Regions from separate parts of the Mus musculus genome. Here region 1 is linked to region 2. The links are chromatin loops, found by intact Hi-C in ENCODE. Cell type or tissue: gastrocnemius. All regions are shown on one strand.

Region 1 (8,000 bases), 390 kb after region 2:
CTAGAAGCAGTACTCCTGGGAGAAGGTGTAAAGGACTCAAGAAAAATTTCTATCAATCTAGTATCCCAAGTTGTACAAATATTAAGATACCCCAGGCAGGCAACACGTGGTGATCAAGACCAGAAGTGGAAGGCTGCTCCCATTCGATATGGCCGTGCAACTGAGTTAGGATGGAACTGGAACGATGTAAGTTTATCCTTTCCCACGTGACCTTATCTCTCACCGCTTCATGGCTTGTGTGTTGGAGCGGTTGGGTGGGTGTTGGTGTGTGTTCATGGCTGCATGTGAGTGGACAGGCTCCTATGCTTGCATGTGGAGGCCATGAGTCCATCCCAGGTCTTCTTCAGGAGCCATGTACCTTCACTTTTTAAACATCGGATATTTATTTATTTACATTTCAAATGTTACCCTCTTCCCAGTTTCCCCTCTGCAAACCTCTGACCCCTTCCCTTCCCCCTGCTTCTCTGAGGGTGCTCCCCCACCCACCCACTCCTGCCTCACTGCCCTAACATTTCTTTACCCGGGGACATCGAGCCATCACAGGACCAAGGGCCTCCCCTCCCACTGATGCCAGAGAAGGCCCCTTCAGCTCCTTCAGTCCTTCCCCTAATTCCTCCACTGGGCTCCCTGTGCTCAGTCCAATGGTTATCTGCAAGCATCCTCATCTGTCTTGGTCAGGATCTGGCAGAGCCTCTCAGGAGACAGCTGTGTCAGGCTCCTGTCAGCAAGCACTTGTGGCAGTAGCAATAGTGACTGGGTTTGGTGTCTGCATGTGGGATGGATCCCCAGGTGGGGCAGTCTCTGGATGGCCTTTCCTTCAGTATTTGTTTCACACTTTGTCCTTGTTTTTCCTCTAGACAGGAGCAATTCTGGGTTAAAATGTTGGAGATGGGTGGGTGGCCTTATCCCTCAACCAGGGGGGCCATGCCTAACCTCTGGATATGGTCTTGACAGGTTCTCCCTCCCCTGTGTGGGGTATTTCAGCTAATGTCATCCCCATGGGGTCCTGGAAGGCTCTTGCTTTCCTGGTATCTGGGACTTTTCTGGTTGCTACCCCCAGTTCCCCATTCCCCATTGATACACACCCTGATAAATTTCCTGACCCTCCTCCATCTCCTCCCATACCTGATTCTTACCCTCTTTTTCCCCTCCCCCTCTTCTCTTCCTCCCAAGTCCCTCCCACCTTCTACTTCCCTTGATTATTTTGCTCCCCTTTCTAAGCATCCACTCTTTGGTCTTCCATCTTCTTGAGCTTCATGTGGTCCGTGAGTTGTACTGTGGGTATTCCATGCTCTTTGCCTAATACCCACTTATCAGTGAATACATACCATGTGTGTGCTTTTGTGACTGAGTTACCTCACTCAGGATGATATTTTCTAGATCCATCTATTTGCCTGTGAGTTTCATGAAGTCATTGTTTTTCATAGCTGAGTAGTATTCCATTGTGCAAATGTACCACATTGTCTGTATCCATTCCTCTGTGGAGGGACATCTAGATTGTTTCATAACTTCTGTTAGTTTCACTGTGGCTGTTTAATTTCTGTTTTCATGATCTGTCCACTGGTGAGAGTGGGGCATTGAAGTCTTCCACTATTATTGTGTAAGGTGTAATGTGTGCTTTGAGCTCTAGTAAAGTTTCATTTATGAATGTGGGTGGCCTTGCATTTGGAGCATAGATGTTCAGAATTGAGAGTTCATCTTGGTACTTTTTTCCTCTGATGAGTCCTCTTCCTTATCTTTTTTTTTTTGATAACGCTTGGTAGAAACGTTATCAAAATATTGATTTTATTCAATATTAGAATGGCTACTCCAGCTTGTTTCTTGTTCCTTGGAAAATTGTTTTCCAGCCTTTTACTCTGAGGCAGTGTCTGTCTTTGTCACTGAGATGCACTTCTTGTATGCAGCAAAATGCTGTGTCCTGTTTACATATCCAGTCTGTTAGTGTATGTCTTTTTTTTGGGAATTGAGTCCATTGATGTTAAGAGATATTAAGGAAAAGTGATTGTTACTTCCTGTTATTTTTGTTGTTAGAGGTGGAATTATGTTTGTGTGGCTATCTTCTTTTGGGTTTGTTGAAAGATTACTTTCTTGGTTTTTTTTCCCCCCTAGGGTGTAGTTTCCTTCATTGTGTTGGCATTTTCTATATATTATCCTTTTAGGGCTGGATTTGTGGAGAGAGATTGTACAAATTTGGTTTTGTTATGGAATATATTGGTTTCTCCATCTATGGAAATTGAGAGTTTTGTCTGAATTGGCATTTGTGTTCTCTTAGGGTCTGTATGACATCTGCCCAGGATCTTCTGGCTTTCATAGAAGAGAAGAAGTCTGGTGCAATTCTGATAGGTCTGCCTTTATGTTACTTGACCTTTTTCCCTTAAACAGTCTTCTTTTGTTTAGTGCATTTGGTGTTTTGGTTATTATGTGACGAGGGGAATTTCTTTTCTGGACGAATCTATTTGAAGTTTTGTAGCCTTCTTTCTTGTATGTTTATGGGCATCTCTTTCTTTAGGTTAGGGAAGTTTTCTTCTATAATTTTGTTGAAGATATTGACTGTTCCTTTAAGTTGGGAATCTTCACTCTCTTCTATTCCTATTATCCTTAGGTTTCTTCTTCTCATTGTGTCCTGGATTTCCTGGATGTTTTGGGTTAGGAGCTTTTTGCATTTTGCATTTTCTTTGACTGTTGTGTCAATGTTTTCTATGGTATCTTCTGCATCTCAGATTCTCTCTTCTATCTCTTGTATTCTGTTGGTGATGCTTGGGTTTATGACTCCTGATCTCTTTCCTAGGTTTTCTATCTCCAGGGTTGTCTCCCTTTGTGATTTCTTTATTGTTTCTATTTCCATATTTTAGATCCTGGATGATTTTGTTCAATTCCTTTACCTGTTTGTTTGTGTTTTCCTGTAATTCTTTAGGGGATTTTTTATGTTTCTTCTTTAAGGGCTTCTACCTGTTTACCTGTATTCTCTTGTATTCCTTCAAAGGAGTTATTTATGTCCTTCTTAAAGTCCTCTATCATCATCATGAGATGTGATTTTTCAATTAGAGTATTGCTTTTCTCTGTGTTAGGGTATCCAGGGCTTGCTGTGCTGGGTGAGCTGGGTTCTGATGATGCCAATTAGCCTTGGTTTCTCTTGCTTATGTTCTTGCCCTTGTTTCTAGCCATCTGGTTATCTCTGGTGTTAGCTGGTCCTGCTGACTCTGTGGCTTATCCTTCCTGTAAACCTGTATGTCAGTACTCCTTGGAGATCAGTTGTCTCTGGGAGGAATTTGAGTATGGAGAGCTGTGGCACAGGGTCAGCTCCAGGTTGCAGACAGAAACCAGAAGGATCCTGTCCCTGGCTGTTCCTTAGTTCCTATGACCTAATGGCTCTGGGAGGGTCCCTCTTGGGCCAGGAATTTTAGCAGAAGTGGTGATCTCACCTGTGCTCTCAGGTGTGTGAGCACTCTAGGGAGACCAGCTCTCTTCTGACAGGATGTGTGTATGGAGAGCTGTGGCACAGGGTCAGCTCCAGGCACAGACGGACTCCACTTCATTTTTGAGACAGGTTCTTTTACTGGGAACTGGCAATTGCTGATCTAGTCAGCAAGCCAGCGTTCAGTGTTTTACACAGGTGCTGGTGATCAAATTCTTTATGCTTCTGCAGCACACGGTTTAGTGACACAGCCATGGTCCAGTCTCAGCTTACTTATTTTATCTCTGAACAATATTCTACAGTACAAGTTATCACATGCTTGTTGTGGTTCATCTTGGTAACTTTTAGGCTTTGGCCATTATGAGTAAAGTCGTTTTATCATTCATGGGCAAGATTGTGTGTGGCTATAAAATTTCTAGTATAGAGGAGCATGCTTGCGGGATCATATATCCAGGCTATGTTTAGCTTTGTAAGACATTGCCAAGCCATCTCTCAAAAGTAACTGTGCCACGTGCATCCCTACCAACAGAAAGTTCTGGTGTCTGTCTCCCCCTGGCGATTGCTGCGACTGCTCCTTAGGATTCTGGTTCACTTCATGCTCAGGTGCTGCTATTACCACAGGTTGGTTTCCTCCATGTGAAAGGATTCTGAGGATGTTTTCTTGAGGTCCTGTGAAGCATCTGCTCATTTTCAACTGGGCTGTTGGCCCTTGTGACTTTCTTCAAGTAAGATTAGGTAGAATTATGAATAAAAACACTTGCATATATGTGTGTGTGTGTGTGTGTGTGTGTATTTTTTCCATTCTGACTCTGCCCTCTATCTATTTCCCAACTCTCCGGCATGCTGTTTAGCCTCTTCTGAGTCTAGAATCATAAGCTGAATAAGTCTAGGTAGCTTTATGTTTCCCAGACACAAATATTTTGCTATAGCCACTCAAAATGGACTAGAGTCTTTGTCTAGCCTTGGTATTGGTATTGCTAGACAGAAAGAGAAGTTGGAGATTAGTCCCTCTATTTTCTCAAAGAGTCTGTGAAATGTTGGAATAAACTCTTCCTTAAACAGTTGTTAGAATTCCCCAGTGAAGCTGTTGGACTTTGAGATTTTCTTGCGGGAAGTTTCAGAATTTTTAGCTAGATTCCTTTATTTGTGACCTTAGAACCACTAAGACTTTCAAGTTCTTCAATTTTTCTTAGTGTCTGTGAGAATTCTCAACTTGGCAAGACCTAGAATCGTCTGGGAGACAGGCCTCTGGGCAAGCTTGTGAGGGAATTCTCTTGGTTACATGAATTGATAAAGAAAACTCATCTGGCTGAGATTCTGGCCTGTGTGTGGAGAAAGGAAACGGAGCGGTGAGCATCACCCTCTTCTTCTGAGTGTGGATGTCCTGTGACCTGCTGCTTCAGGCTCCTGCTGCCTTGAAATCCCTGCTGGGATGAGGATGAACTGTCTCTGCACTGCAAGCCCTCTAAGTAGGAAAACTCCCGTTCCTGTAAACGATCTAACTGACTATTTGCGGAGGACCCCTTACCGCTGTAACGGCAGGACTGACCTGACTACTGGTTTTAATAACACGAGTCTCACCTCACGGCACTGAGACTCTGAAGATTTTCTTGATCCTCTAGAGAACCAACTTTCAGGTTTATTAAAATCCTCACTTGTTTTTCTGTTGCTTCTTTTCTACTCCATTAAACATCATCATCATCGTTATTATTACTTGCCTTGGGTTTGATTACCTTTTGTTTTTGTAGTTTCCTTTTTGTAGTCTAGGCTATTGGTTTGAAGTTTCTTCTTCTTAAGTATAAGCATTTAGACGTATAGATTTCCTATGGATATTCCTTTAGACATTTATTGTAATTGCTTTCTTTTTTCCAAGGTATTTTCTAATTTGCCGATTTTCAAAATTTATCAGATCTACAGTCACCTTGGAGACAAATGCCAGGGCATGTGTGAGGATTTCTAGATCAGGCTAATTGATTTGAGAAGACCGACCATGGTGGGTGTCACCAACCCTCAGGCTAGAGTCCCAGGCCACACAGATGGAAAGCCTCATGCAATGCCACGCTTAGAAGGGACACAATGTCAAGACAACAGCTGAGTGGGGGACAGATTTACTTTTTACTGTGTTACAGATAACATGTTCATGTGCCAATTTTTTTTTCTACTTTCTCATTGCAAACTTTCCTTTTAATTTTGTCATTAATGTCTTTTTAAGAAAGATTGGTTAAGTAAAAATCTAGTTGTTCTGCATGAGAGATAAAGTCCTTTTAAAAAAAAGTTATAAATAAAATATAAATAAATGGTACCCATAAATAACAAATTAATGTGTTTATATAATTGGCTAAATATTATGGATTAAAATTGTTTTATTACATTTATTGTATGTGTGTGTTTATGCACATACACACATGAGTATAGAGGTTCACAGGAGTAAGTTTTCCTTCTCCCATGTGAGTCCTCAGATCACACGCACATTATATGCTTGCTGGATTAATAGTGTGGATTTTATTTAGCTTTTCAAAACCTTTTCTCTCTTCTAAGTCTTTGGAAGTTTAAATTAGCTGTCTCAAATTCTCTTAAGAGACAGATCTTTGTGCAATGGTTCTTATTTCTAAATCAATATCCAAGTTGATGTACTATTTTTGAAGTCAGGATCCACCTGTGTAGATAGCAGATTAACGCTAGGATGCACATGTGGTGGGGAGCACATCTGTTTTCGTCATATCAAGGGCCTTTCTCCAAACACATAACATGTCCATGTGCCAACTTTTTTTTTTGCAAACAATGAAGACTAAGATCCTGCTCTATGACTCTGTTATTATTATTATTATTAGGAATTTTCATAATTTACAGAAGAATACAGCTTCTGTATGCTGATTTTACTGGACTTTCTGAATTATCATTTTGCAACCTTAAAAACATTTGAATTACTTAAATTCCTACCAGTAACATGTGACTCCCTGACTGTCGAAGGGCTCTGGTAGTTCTTGTAATATGATCTATAGCTTCCTTGAAGAATACAACTGAATGAGACATCTGGCAAAAGAAATATAGCAAATAAACAAATTACAGGTGTAGAAAAGTCAGACGTGCACTAAGGTTTTACATATAAGGAAATGGGAATGGGAGCAACTCTTTTTAGTAGCATGACAACCTAGAGCCAGCTAACAGTTTCCATCAACATTTAGAGAAAACACATTTTTTTTTCATGAGACATCACTCATCCCTTGGCTAATATTCTGGTGAGCAGACTTGGGATTGAAGGAACAGGATGAAGAGCAGGGGAGTGGGTTCCAGGTTGCTCTTCTGTTGCTCCGAGTTGACATCAGATGGGGAGATGACACCCAGGAAATTGCTTGGGGTATCTGATTTGACAGGCACCTCTGTGTCTGAGTATCTCTGCTCATTACAGCAGTGAAAGAAGAAGAGAGCCACAGCCATCGTGTGTCTCTTACTCTGAACCCTGTTCATATGCTCTCTTGTATTCTTTTTTTTTTTTTTAATGGTTTTTCAAGACAGGGTTTCTTTGTATAGCCCTGGTTGTCCTGGAACTCACTTTGTAGACCAGACTGGCCTTGAACTCAGAAATCCACCTGCCTCTGCCTCCCAAGTGCTGGGAGCGCCTGGTGCTCTCTTGAATTCTTAACTCCTTTAACTCCATACAGTTCCCTACAGCCTGTCCTTGGAGTCAGATGCTACTGAGACAAAGAATAGCTAGGAGTGCAAAGAACGTACTTCCAATGTTTCCCCTTTGAAACCGGAGAAAATGTTCTCCCTTCCCCACCTCAGATATGCACACTTTAAAATTTGTGTTCTGTATTTATACATGTACACACATGTGGGCATATGCATGTTTAACATTCTTCAGGCTTTCATGGGATGTGTCTTTACCTCCAGAGATGATGAACTCAACTTCTGTTGGAATTTGGTAAGGATGCTCAAAAGTTCATTGTAGTTATCGGTGTTCTGGTAGACCCTTTTCCGGTGAGGCTTGTTTATATCCATGAAGTCCACAAATAGGACTGGCTTGTTCATCAGTCTCTCGTGACTCCAGTAAATCTATTGTGAAACAAGAATTCAATGAGTATTCAATCACTATTCCAATTCCATTGTCTTTACATTGAAATCCCATCTTTTACTAAGACCACAGTCTATCTGTCATAGAAGCTTCTGGTGGCGCAACCTCAGATTCAGGCTCGTAACCTATTTGTGTGTGTGTGTGTGTGTGTGTGTGTGTGTGTGTGTGTGTGCTTGTGTGTGTTCCTTTGAGCAGACACACTTGTAACCCCCTCCTCAAAATAGCATTAAAAAATGCTTCTAATAAAATACACCGTTACAAAGGAAGCCAAGAATATTGAGATAGAGTTGTGCCCATGAACTGTCCTCAGAGTTCAGAACTTGGGCAGAGGGTGCTGTGGTTGGAGTCCGGTGCCCTGCAGCTCCACTGGCAATCTGGGAGGATGACTCTCCCTCATTGGCTGTCAGCGACCACCCCAGGCTGTGGCTTTGCACAGCTGCCTTCCTCTTTGCATGCTTTTGGCTCTCTTTCATACCAAGGTGACAAACTCTCTCCTATTTGAGCCTCATC
Region 2 (8,000 bases):
AGATTATATTCTGGTAGTCGTACAGGCGTCACCACTGAATACAGAGTATATGCAGCCTCTAGCTTAAACCTTAGTTTTTCTGGATTTTACCCTTGCATTAATCCAGGGAATAGGGTTACTTAAAAACCCTTTCCACGGAATAAAAGACTACCTGAAGCTGTTTGGCCTATACCTGTAGCAGTAAATTAGTTAAACCGCTTTGGCCTCCTGCTGGACACACACACACACACACACACACACACAAGCTCTCTGGATTCGTGAATGATATGCCAGCTAATTTCGACTAGCCTTGACTAGCTCAGTGGCTGGGCATTTCTAATCCTCCCTGCGGCTAGCATATATTCTCCCCTCCAACTTTCCTGAGTCACTTGTTAAATCAACATTTCATCTCTGCTACCCCAGGCCCAATCAGGAGTGGCTGCTACAGCCATTTTCCTGAAATCTTACTTGACTGGTTGCTTTCTTTCTGCAGCTCTTACATCTGATCTTTCTCCCTCTGGGTCATGGTGATTCTCCAAAATCTAAAAGGCCACCTCTGTCTTTCTGCCCACAGAAATTCTGTTTGTTTGTTTGTTTGTTTTTTGAGACAGGGTTTCTCTGTATAGTCCTGGCTGTCCTGGAACTCACTTTGTAGACCAGGCTGGCCTCGAACTCAGAAATCTGCCTGCCTCTGCCTCCGGAGTGCTGGGATTAAAGGCGTGTGCCACCATGCCCCACTTCAGCAATTCTTTATTAGCAATGGAAGCCAACCAGGAGCAGGAACCCTCAGGTCTGGGAGCACAGCTTTTTGAAAGCCTAAATAAGACAAAGCATTAGCACCAATCCCCAACATAAATAAACCTTACCAAGTCTTACTTGTGTCTCTAATTGTACTCAAGCTACAAGGTCTAGCATTATGGATTCATCTGCTTAGAGTTGAAAGATAGCTCCATTCCTAAAAACTCCAAGGGCCTACTCTTTTCAGCCTCTTGAAGATGGATCCCTATCCCATGGAGATCCAGGAGAAATCCACTTTCAAACATTATTAATTTTCTACTTCGCTGTGAAGAAATACCAGAGAAAAGCAACTTAAGGAAGGAAACATGTATTGTGGCTCAGAATTTGAGGATCCAGCCCATCATGATCAGGACGTTATGGCAACAGGAGAGTGAGGCAGCTACTCACTCATATTAATTATATCCACAGTCATGAAGCAAAGACAGATGAATGCTGGTGTTCGGCTGACTTCTTCCTTCCTACCTAAGACTACAGCCTAGGGGATGGAGCTGCCCACATTCAAGGAGGGTCTACCCTGAAAACACCCTCCTAGTCATACCCAGGAGTGTATTTCTGTGTGATTCTAAGCCCCATCCAGCTGAAAATGAAGATTTACCATCGCAAGCACCTATAGACCCTAACAGGCAGCCAAGGTCTTCCTTTCTCCCTCACCTTCCTCAGTTTTGTGGTTTAATTTTGTAAGCTCTCTTCTCTTGAGATGCAGAAAGCCTTAGGAGCCAATCACTAGGAGCAAATCAATTAGGCTGTCTTTTGTTCTTGTTGTTTGTTTGAGACAGGGTTTCTCTGTGTATCCCTGGCTGTCCTGGAATTCACTGTAGACCAGGCTGGCCTCGAACTCAGAAACTTCGCCTGCCTCTTGCCTCCCAAGTACTGGGATTAAAGACATGCGCCACCACACCCGCCAGCTCTCTTCTCTTATTCCATCCACATTCTATGTGATCCAACCCACTCTAGGAAATTCATTCACTTCAGACTATTTCTAGACTGAAGTCACTACTTATCTGTAGTTATGGCCCCTCGTTATGCCCTTACTCTTGCTATTATACTGAGGATGGGGCTTTCCTCCGTCTTCACAGTTAATATCGTCACAAATCTTACCTGCATCCGGAAATCACATTACAGTGTTCTATAATGAGGAGAGCTTGGGGGGCCGCTTCTAAAAACTTTACAAGAAACATTGGGCCAGGACACGGAAGTAGGCTCCAGGCAAGAATTTGACTTTAGGTTAAGACCAGGAAATAGTCTCAGATAAGAATATTAACATTGGGCTAATACAAAGCTCAAGGTAACCTCAGCAGAAGAATGTGGCATTTCTGTTATCTTGGACATTCAGATAAGCCACTGGAAACATTGATCAAGGGACTTTGTTTATTGTCTTGTTTGTCCCTTGACTATTTGTGTTTATTGCCTTGTTTGTTCCTTAACCTAGAACTGACCATATTATTTGCACGTGCTTAAAATGGTATAAAAGCAGACTGGGCAAAATTAAACCTGCTTCAGCCTCAGAACAGGCTGGGTCATGCTACAGTGTTGTCTAGTGGTCATATTTGCGTTTTGATCCTCGTTCCCTCCCCGGAGAATCCGTCGACTGACTGAGCTGGCTTGGTCATTATAAGATGGTCATTTCTGTTCCAGAGTTTTGTTTTGCCCTCAGGGAAAATTGCCCTGGCTCCATGGTAGCCTTCCCTGCCTCCCTTAGGCATTGGAATCCCAAGGTAGCAGCCATTAGTTTTACCTACTGTGCTCTAGGATGCCTGGATTAGTACTGAGTCTAGACCTCTTCTCTGAACTGCCAGGTCCTGGGCTAACCCCAGACTTGAATTTGAGAGATTAAAACAGTTTTTCAGTAAATCATAATAATGTCTAAGCAATAGATGTAATACCTGATTCCTTCCGACTTAGGAGCGTTGGCAGATTATTGTCACTCATACCCTGTGATTGACAGCCAGGAATTCTGTAACTTCAAGTCTCGTTCTTCTTACAGACCAGTCATTGTGCTGAGCAGAATGTTTTAAGGCTAATGGAGTCAAGCTGGAGAGATGGCTCAGGGGCTAAGAGCACTGGCTGCTCTTCCAAAGGCCCTGAGTTCGATTCCCAGCAACCGCTTGGTGGTGAATAACCATCTATAATGAGATCTGGTGCCCTTCTCTAGCCTGCAGTCATATATGCTCTATACCTAATAAATAAATCTTTAAAAAAAAAAGGTTAATGGGGTCAGGAGCAGAGACAAGAAGGCAAGTTTACAAATACCTATGCAAGCTTGCCACAGCAAGGGCCAGAGCATGCTGATTCCTGAGAGCTGGCAGACCCTGGTTTCATCTGCTACTTACCTTTAGTTCTATATCTTTTTTTAAAGATTTATTTATTTATTTAATGTATATGTGCACACTGTAGCTGTCTTCAGACACACCAGAAGAGGGCATCAGATCCCATTACAGATGGTTGTGAGCCACCATGTGGTTGTTGGGAATTGAACTCAGGACCTCTGGAAGAGCAGTCAGTGCTCTTAACCGCTCAGCCGTCTCTCCAGCCCCTGGTTCTATATCTTTTACCCAAAAGTTTCAGTGGCCAGTAAGATGATTATTCTCACTTGTCAACCTGGTGGATCTATAATCACTTGGGAGACAGGCCATGAGGAGGCCTGTGGGAGATTATATTGATGAGGTTAACTGAGGTGGAAGTATTGTGAGCAGCTCCATTCTCTAGGCTGGACTCCCAGACTGTATAAAAAGGATAAAGTGAGCCAGGTGTGATGGCACATACATTTCATGCATTTAATCCCAGCACCAAAGAGACAGAGGCAGACAGATCTCTGTGATTCTGAGGACAGCATGGTCTACATAGTGAGTTCTAGGACAGCCAGGAATATATAGAGAGAGGCACTCTGACTCAAAACAAGCAAACAACAACAACAAAGTGAGCAGGACACACTCATTATTTCCTGCTTTCTGACTGTGGACATGATCTGACCAGCCGCCTCAGACTCTGCCTCATTCATTGTCTTGCTGGCCATGATGGGGCTGACACTGTGAGCCAACCAAAGTCCTTCCTTCCTTCCTTCCTTCCTTCCTTCCTTCCTTCCTTCCTTCCTTCCTTCCTTCCTTAAGTGGCTTTTGTCACGCTATTTTATCTCAGCAACGGGGACAGTAACTAATGGGGACAGTAGCTGGTAAGCGAGAAAAGGAAGGGACTCTGCTCTGTAAAGTGTTGTTGGCAGGGCACCTGGCCACTATGCGTGAGATCCTGAGTTTCACTGCAAAAGGAAGAGAAAAAAACCCTCCAATAGTGTTTTGAATGGAATGACTATTTCTGAGCGCGCTTCTCCTGCTTGAACTTTTGTCCCCCTCTGTTTTCCTTGGTTTGGCTTCTACACACAGGGCAGCAGCTGTTCTGAACTAAGAACAGGTGTGGGTCCTTAAATGAATTCCTCCTCTAATGGGCATCACAATAGTCCCGAGTGTCCCAAGTGCAGCTGGCATGCCAAACATGTGTGGCTATGTTTATTCTCCCGAAATAAATATTTATAGAACCCACTATGTGCCAGCAGCATCAAGGAAGACTTTGTTCTTCTACCTTCCCAGGTTTCATGGACCCAAAGCAAGACAGGCTGGGTAAAACACACCTGCTAAGAGAAGCCAACTAAAAAATCCTGTTTATCCAGAACACTCTTGCCCCAAGGAAGGAGGGAGGGAAACCTGAGGAGGCCCTCCCAGCAGAAGGGCTCAGACCAGCGGAGGGCAGTGCTGTGCAGTAGATCCAAGCCAAGTACTGGCTCAGAATCAGCCCTTCCTGAGGAGACCAGACTCCAAGCTGCAGGAACTCAGCTTAGCTGGAAGGTGTCTGCCATTTGCTTAAAACCCAGGGACTATTGAGTGTGGGTCCTTGGAGATCAGTCTTGAGTGCTTCCCGGGAACCTTTGGGGACACAGACATTCAGATGCTGTGCTGTCTCCACACTTTACCTTCTTAGACACCCAAACAATCCTGACACTTCTTTTCACCAGAAAAGCTTGGCCAGGAATTTCCAATCCAGTGTTACTTATTGAGCTCCTGGGTGCCTCTTCCTGGGTCTGCCAACCAAGTGGATGAGCTTCAGAGAGTCCAGAGAAGCACACGAGATGTTTACACGCTAATAAGAGAGCACAGGTAGGTGAGGAGGTCGGTCAAATTTACCTGGAAATGGAAATGTGCACTGATGGAGCCCTTCCACAAGGGGGCACACAACACTCAGGGTTCCACAGAAGTCTTCCGGCCCCTGCCTGACCAGGTAACTCAGTCAGGACAAGACAACCTAACCTATCAGTGTATACTCAAAATATGTCCAAAGGGTTGGGAGAAGTGTGTGCTCTGGGACGCCACCAAGGCTAATCTCCAATGGCCCAAATTCAATAGTCCCTGGAATTTCTGTCTTTATTGGTTGTTTTTTTGTTGTGGTGGTGGTGGTAGTGGTGGGCTATTTGTATGTTTAGGTTTTTGGGTTTTGTTTGATTGTTTAGTTTTGTCTTTTTGGGACAAGTTTTGAAACTTGTGGCAATCCTCCTGTCTCTGCCCTCTGAGTGCTAGGATACCTACCATGATTTTACTTATTTTTATTTTCTAGTACATGAGTAGGTAATTGCTCTATTCCTGAACTATCCTGTCAGCCAGGTCCATCGCTCAGAATCCCTGTCCTGCTGCCTCAAGATCGTATTGGGACTGGGGCAGGGCAACAAGGGCAGGCAGTGCAAGAGCCTGCCGGGCATCCAAGCCCAGGTGCTGGGACGCAGCCTGGGAGTCGACTCAGCCCCACCTCTAAGACACCCGGTGCACCTCTGAGGTCCTGGAGGTGGCCTCCAGCTCTCCTGTGCCCTGCCTCAAGGATGCTGATGTTTTTGTGATTTGAACCACTAATAATCCATTAAGTGAAACAGATTTCAAACAGAACAAACACACCCCAAAAACAACAGGAGAAAAGCCTTGGGGTGTTTGGGTTTGTCTTGTTTGGGAGGGGAGAGGGATATAGGTGTTGGTGCTTTCCCAAGGGTGTTGAGCACAAAGAGTGCCCTGACTGAACCTCGGACACCAGCAAAGCCACCCTTAGGGCCACCTCCTTTGGTACAAGCTGCCGGTGCTGGAGACCAGAGGTCGAAGGCAAAGCACTGAGATTCCCGAGGCTCAGCCCGTAGGTTTCATCTGCATCTTATTAAAATGAAATTCAAATCCCAGTAGCTGGAAGAAAAGGTCGGGATTTGACCCAGTCGGTGACCTCCCCCTGTTCCTCCCTCTTCTTCCCTGGCCCAGGTCCCATCAGAGCCGGGCTCCAATTTCCCCTCTCCCTGGGTAGCCCCGCACTGCTCAGAAACTCCACAGAATGGCTCCATTGTAGGCCACACAAACCAAAATAGCCGCATTTCTGTCCTCTGCCTTAGGGAGCATCACTTAAAACCCCAAAGTCCCAGATGTGGACGACAATGGAAGTTGTTGTTGCAAATTAACTATCCTGAAAGTGGTGAGAGGCAGGTAGTCGGAAAGCAGCCAGTGGGGTGGGCTGGGCTGTGGGAGAGGGAACAATTACATAGTCACTCCATTAACCCAATTAGCAAACTCTGGCAGGGATTCCCTCGTCAACAAAGCAGCATGGTAAGGAAGGTGGGAACCGGGACAGGGTGGGGGTACTCTTGGAATGAAGGGGCTAAGAGTAAAACTTCAGTTACCTCTCCCGCTGACGAATGCTATTTCTATCAAATGGTAAATGTTCTGGGTTCTTTTTTTAAACCATGCCCCAGAGCACTGGATGAACAGTGTTCGCTTTAATTAATGAATCAGATGACATCTCCACTCAGCAGCAGGCTCCGCTCAGCTGTGGAAACCCTCTGGGTGGCCTAGAGAACGGGGACTGTGGAGTCCTGATTGCACACAGCTGTCAGCTCATTGGTCATCCAGTCCAAAAGGTCAGGGGACCCCTCCCCAGCATCCTCCTGGTTGCAAGAGCTTTCTTAGGTTTCGAGAAGGGGACCAGCATCGAAGAGTGTGACCGTAGTAATGTTTCTTCTGAGTCCTTTTGTACAGGCTGTGCCAAGGAGCTGGAATTTAGAGGGAAGGACAATGTACGTCGTATGAAATGGTCAATCAGGCTTTCTGATCCAAGCAGGGGTGAGCAAGGACACAGAGCAACAGGTGTCACTAGTGGGTGGGGGCGGGGTGGGGGTCCTGGGAATACCATGATGACCTCACATGCCTAGAATAACCCTCTGGTGAAGAGGCCTTGGAGAGGGCAGTGCGGGCTGGAGCTGTGCTGAGGAAGATCTTCCACCCGCCCGCTTCAAGCCGTGGTGCATGCGGCATGCGACATGGGATATGGGACTCGCCTAGCGGCATACTTAGCAGCATGGATTATGGGGCTGCAGCATGCAGAAAATACAGAGAAGGGTTGAGGTCTCTGGCCACTAGGTGCTCCGTGACTGTGGAGGAGCAGACGGAGAAGATAAGGGGGTGAGATGATGTTGGGCAGGGTCCTGTGTCAGTTTCCCCACTCAGCCTTGGGAGTCCTGCGTGCAGTTCCCTAGCCCTCTTCCTTCCTTGCCAACCTCTCCACCTGACTTCTCTCCTCGGCACTCCCTCCCCTTCCTCACACCACACAGGGCCCTCCAGCCCCCTGTGGGAGAGAAGAATAGCATGTGCAAAGCTCCGTGCTAAGATGTGACGTTCTGTGTTCCTCGGGTGTGACCAGGGCCAAGCATGGATGGGCTGTCTGTTCCTTTAATGTTGGAAGCTGCGCTACTCTTTTTTTTTTTTCCCGAGACAGGGTTTCTCTGTGTAGCCCTGGCTGTCCTGGAACTCACTTTGTAGACCAGGCTGGCCTCGAACTCAGAGATCCACCTGCCTCTGCCTCCCGAGTGCTGGGATTAAAGGCGTGCGCCACCACGCCCAGCGCTGCGCTACTCTTCAAACGGCGCCAGAGTGCAGAAGCTGAGAGGGAGGGCCAGCCCTTTATGGCTCGGTACCTCAGACACAGGCCCATGCAAACAGACAGTCCTGCTCTGTAAGTCTTCACCAGTGCCCAAGATGACAGTGCGCCAGAAAACCACCCCACGTGCAAAGTGTTAAGGGAAATAGTCTTCTTAGTCACCGACTGAGATTCTGCAGTCCTCGAGCTGTTGACTTGAATATAAGCACTGAGCTCTCCGGAGCTGTCGGAATGGATGGGTAAGGCTCATGAAACACATCTAGTTTTGCTCTTCATGG

The links. Peaks named below come from ENCODE experiments on the same cell type or tissue, not always from the same donor. Only the 100,000 strongest peaks of a DNase experiment are listed, where the experiment ranks them.
Region 1: it touches region 2 in a loop (4-fold over the local background); 11 of 42 quality-filtered maps call a loop at or near these places.

The regions. Positions count from the first base shown.
Region 1 is chr1:181,724,857-181,732,856 of GRCm38, reverse strand. Dnah14 (dynein, axonemal, heavy chain 14) reads right to left here. Exons shown (of 87, transcript NM_001377039.1): 54 at 7,304-7,471; 55 at 6,356-6,448. Among named protein-coding and RNA genes, the nearest start is that of Gm33612, 100 kb to the right of the region's middle. In gastrocnemius, a CTCF peak has its summit at 3,973; a DNase peak (open chromatin) is centred at 3,964.
Region 2 is chr1:182,112,408-182,120,407 of GRCm38, reverse strand. Gm39719 (a long non-coding RNA gene) reads right to left here. Exons shown (of 4, transcript XR_865804.2): 4 at 6,767-6,838. Gm33725 (a long non-coding RNA gene) reads left to right here. Exons shown (of 3, transcript XR_373761.4): 2 at 4,781-4,922. Among named protein-coding and RNA genes, the nearest start is that of Srp9, 8.3 kb to the left of the region's middle. In gastrocnemius, CTCF peaks have their summits at 4,501 (motif pointing right) and 4,991 (motif pointing right); DNase peaks (open chromatin) are centred at 4,532, 4,995 and 6,058; H3K4me3 peaks cover 204 bases; H3K27ac peaks cover 890 bases.